2 separate regions of the Homo sapiens genome follow, and region 2 is linked to region 1. Evidence: chromatin loops called from intact Hi-C (ENCODE). Cell type or tissue: Caco-2. All regions are shown on one strand.

What was found. Peaks named below come from ENCODE experiments on the same cell type or tissue, not always from the same donor. Only the 100,000 strongest peaks of a DNase experiment are listed, where the experiment ranks them.
Region 2: a loop joins it to region 1, with 8 times the contacts of the local background. A loop is called at or near these places in 5 of 110 quality-filtered maps.

Annotation. Positions count from the first base shown.
Region 1 is chr10:61,950,802-61,953,301 of GRCh38, forward strand. The region is part of intron 3 of ARID5B (AT-rich interaction domain 5B); the gene reads left to right. Among named protein-coding and RNA genes, the nearest start is that of ARID5B, 50 kb to the left of the region's middle. In Caco-2, no CTCF peak of the experiment used is centred here; a DNase peak (open chromatin) is centred at 1,480.
Region 2 is chr10:61,834,307-61,836,806 of GRCh38, forward strand. All of the region lies in intron 2 of LINC02625 (long intergenic non-protein coding RNA 2625), which reads right to left. Among named protein-coding and RNA genes, the nearest start is that of LINC02625, 32 kb to the right of the region's middle. In Caco-2, a CTCF peak has its summit at 1,016; a DNase peak (open chromatin) is centred at 965.

The sequences.
Region 1 (2,500 bases):
TGCCTTCTACCTCTCACCTCATTAGCCACTGTATGATTACTGACAGTGAGCCATTATTACAGCTGCTATCATGATAGCATCACCTTGGAACACAAAGCAGATATATCCTACATGTGAATTGATGTGGTTTTTCCAGTGGGTTCTGTGAGCAGGTATCTGATTTGTGCATTTACTCTTAATACTCGGTGGTATTGACACTGATTCTTTTGAACAGTTTGTTTAATCTGTTAGAGTACTTTTAAGTCTGAAGTTCTGTTGCAACACATTAACTTTCCTAAATGTCAGATTCACTCCTCTCCTGTAACATTATGTGTTTAAGTCTGTAGTTTATGCAGGTCACTGCAGAGGAAAGCTGAGGTTTGGACTTTTAGCTTATTTTAATAAATGTATTTATTTAGGACAGACTGGAATAATAGTGGGTTTTCAAAGACTTCGTGAAGTGCTTCATGCACAGTAGGGGCTGAGCAAATAGTGCTGATGATTTCAGGCTTTTCCTAGTTGCCTCACTGTGTGTTTTCATTTGGTGTGCTTGGATGAAGTGGTATTGCTTCTTTCTTCCCTAAAACCCCAGAGCCTGTGCCTTGCCTAGAACTCTCTTCCGTTGGGCAGCCCCACTTGCTTTTTGAATTTTTAACTATTTCTATTATCTTTTACTTCTGACCTTAAATATTGGCATTCCGCTTAGGATCCCTGTTTCTTTGCAAACTTCATGCCTACGGGATAAAATACAAATGTTACAGGAGTATCCAGTGAACTTCCAGGCTCCATTTTCTTCTCTTTTTCATTAAGTAACTTTCATTATTGTTATTTTTTGTTACTACCAATGTTATCCATGTTTGTTTTAGAAAATATAGGCACTACTGACAAACAAAAAGCAGAAAAATTAATGTTGCCTATTTTCCTCCCACTCAGAAGTGCTGTTAGTATTTGTATATGTACCAATGCATATGAATGCATGTATCAGTGAGAATTTATATGGATATTATTTTTCCTCATAAAAATAAAATCTACTGTTTGGGAATCTACCTTCCCATACTTAATTTTGTACAGAGGTATTATAAATATGCCCCCATATTGTAAAATATCCTATACTGGGTTTTTTTTTCAGCTGCTGAATATTTCATTACAGAGGTGTTTCATACTTTAATTATCGTTGGGCATTTCAGCTCTTTCTGATTCCCACAAACTTTATAAAACTCTTGTAGTTATGCACATAGCCATGACTATTTCTTTATACATTTGTAGGGGGGGATCGCTGGTTCAAAGTGCACACAGAACGTTAAGACACCTATCCCCTACCTTATCTCCTCTCCTAAACCTTCTTTGCCCTAGCCTAACTAGTCTAACTGCCTGGTTTTCTTTCTCTTTAACCACATGTACTCAGTCCCCTGCCTTCCAAACTCTCCAGTGTGTTTTAAGTGGCTCATGCCTCTCTACTCGTGGAATAGCCTTTCTAGGAGTCCTACCTGTGGGAATTCTGCCTTTCGTTTAAGACTTGTTTAAGCCTCTGAAGCCCTTCTCAGCCTTCCAGCTCAGAGGAATTGCCCTGCTTTATTGAGCTCTTATCTTATCACATTTAGTGTCTCTACCACCTTATTGATCACCTTACTCTATACCTACCAATATAATGCAGTATCTTTTTTCATGTGTTTATCTTATCTTCCCAAAAAGTCTTAACTCTATAGTGTTAGCACTCAGACATCAAAGCTATACCTAGTAGGTTAAGTAAACATGCGGCTTTTATGATCAGACTTTCCTGAAATCTCTGGAGTTCTCTGTTCTTAGTCTACTTGAGACACCTATGTGCATTTGAAGGTTGATTTGAGTTCTTTTAGAGCACTTCCTAAGACACTCTCTAGTGGAGAGGCTGTTTCATTGGTACCCTGTAGAAGCAGCAGCTACTTGGGGTATTAGTTTGCTAACTATTCTTGGTCTAATTAGTAGTCATCTATTCATCACTCATTCTAGAAAACACATTGAGAGATCACGTGAACATGCTTGAAGCTATCCTGCTAGCCTGAGGATTGTAGGTGGTGTTATAGGTGTGTGTGTGTGTGTGTGTGTGTGTGGACATTTTACATCTTAATAGTGGTACATATTAATGCCTTTCTCAAGGGAATCTTCTTCGTGTTTCAGGGTCATAGTAGTGACAAAAATATGCAGGGAATAAATCCAGATTGGACTTGTTCCACCTTACCTTTTTTTTTATTATTATCGGCTTGTTTGTAATCTTTTTTTAAGATGACAGGTTATTAAGAAGATGATTGTAGCACGACATCTAGTGCTGCTTATTCTAGGCAATCACACCGTTTTAATCTTCGCCTCCCTTAAAATGGTTGCTTGCTAATTATGGTGGAAGATATTCTCCATCTTCCAACTACTCATTCTACAACTTTTGTTCACAAAGAAAGTATTCTGTTAGGCCTTACAAAAACAATGCTTCATGCCTGGCCTATTCTCTCAATAGGAAATAAAACATTGTTTTCATAGCAGAGCTGAT
Region 2 (2,500 bases), 120 kb before region 1:
TAATGAGGATGACCAACTGACAGGATAAGAATTATGAAGGTAGTGTTTGAGTAACAGAATAAAATGTTTGGAATATTTCTCTAGGATAATAATGACATATTTTGTTTTTTAAAAATTGGCTTGGAGAATGTTTTTATTTTTTAAAAAATTATTCCTTAGCCAAATATATTTGAGAAATAAGACATCTCTTAGAAAGGGACTATGCAAATTAGCATATAGAGGTTACTAAGGAGTTTTGCATCTAGACACTTTTTAACCCAGCAGTTCCAGAGCATAATGAAATATGAAAACATTTCTCAGCACAATACTTATTACCATCCTTGGAATGCCACAAAACACATTTTAAGAAACACCAGAATTGATTTTTACCCCAGGCATCAAATGGAAGGGACATATGTTAACGCAAGCTCTATGAGAGCAGGTTTTTCTAGTTTTTTCACTGCTTAGGACAGTACCTGGCACACAGTAGAGATTAACTGATTATTTGTTGAAGAATATATGCTCATGGAAATAGCAACTTGGGATTTGGGACATCAGCCCCTGGTAGAGAAGAAGCCAGCACATTAGGTTGTGGGTCTCTGATCTGGTTGTTCTCAGCCAGAAGGTCCCCATGGAGTTGGCTATCCTAAAAGAAGAAGGCCCCCATCCACCCAGGAAGGGCTTCTTGCCAACCAAGATGGCAGGTCCCCACCAGAGTAGAACAGGCATGCAATACAGGCCACAGCTGCCTAATTCACTGGTATCAGTATTTCCACGGATGCCAGTCTTCATGACTTCCACACAAAAATCAGGTTCCCTTACAAATCTGAGTCAATAGGCTTTAAACTGAGCACTCATGAAAGAATAAACTCCACTCCCCTACTCACAGCCAGCCCTCTGGCCTTGTCTAGGCCACGGCCAGGAGCACTAGGGAGGGAAAAGGAAGGTAGCTTCAACTTTTCCTGGCAAAGTGGCCTTCCTTTTCAGAACCTGTAGCTCAGCTAAGTGGAGACACCTGGTGTTTGTTGTTGCAACTTCAAGAACAATACATTAAGACTCGGGGCAGAAAATCAGGCTTTTCATAAAAATTGTGTCATCAAAAAGACGGTTCAGGAAGAAAAAATGCAAATGGCAGCCCAACTCACCCCTACAAGACTTTTTCCCCCTCAATATTTCTACCATCTGAATAGCTTTTCTCCGTATTCCTGTATGTAAAACATGGGGGAAAAAAAACACAATAGCAAGGCACCTAAAATTTGTGAGAATCCAGAAAAGAGAAGAAATCATCTTTCCTGGTTGCTCCATTTTGTCAGGTGTTAAATCAGAGTGCTAACTTTTGTATAATAACTGTTTGCTAATACTTAATAAGTAGCCGGTGTAACACAGTTCCAAAAAATTTTTTTGTTGTTGTTAAGCCTATGCAAGGCCAAAGGAGTATTAAAGTTTCACTACGGAAGAAATATGGCCACTGCCAAGAACTGATTAGTCATAAAATCCGAGGCATTATCATCATCCATCATTGCCTTTCTTTTAATGACTGAACTAAAAAGAGAGACATCAAAGTTTTCAAAATAAGGTTATAAAAATGCTGTACGCAGATGAGGCCTCCAAATATTTTGATAGAACCTGAACAAAAAAAATATAGAAAAATCATTGAAACAAATCACAAAACATATGTTGTTATGTTTTGCTCTAAAAAGCATGAAGTTTATCCAGAACCCTATTATGGTAACTGCTTAGCTTTTCATGCATTCCTAAATTACCATGTAATCTAAAACGTTGTTTTCAGCTGCCCTGTATTGGAAAGTCCCTTAAAATAATCAGGATGATTACAGGCTAGTATTCAGAAAGAAACTTGCTTGTATTATTGTAAATGAAAGTATTATTTATCGGGCAGCCTCCTTTAAAGAAAAAAAAAAAACCCTATCTCAGAAGCACAGAAATACAATGTATTCAGGAAATACCTAAACCAAGGATTGCATTTTGGGCTCTCTACATTTTCAAACACATGGATAGTTGGTGTAAAAATATGTTCTTTTTCTGCAGGGACTTGACTGTAATTAGTGTGTGCCAAAACTCTCTCACAGAGATTTCATTGTCTTATCTACTTACATCATCTTAATGCGATTTTATTTTACTTTGTCAAAGTCATATTAATGTAAATGTGTTCTTGATAGCAAACAGAGTTCTTTTTTATGCAAAACAGGATTCAGCTGACTCTAATAAAACAGCTTGCAGTCTATTAGACTATAACAGTAATGTGCTTATTTTGTTTCTCAAATCAAGACTGTGTCAGAAAGCTATAGATGGAGATTTGTCTTGTTTTTCACAATAATTGCTAGGGTGGGGTTACATTATGATCTTTAAATGAATAGTATCGCTTAGAACAAACACTTCATATATCTTTTATCTTCCCCGGCATACAGTTCTGAGTTTTCTTTGAAAATGCTGCGCTACTTTTCCACATAAGTCATCAGAATGTTTCCAAAGAATTTTAACTGCCAGATTAATTATATCTTGC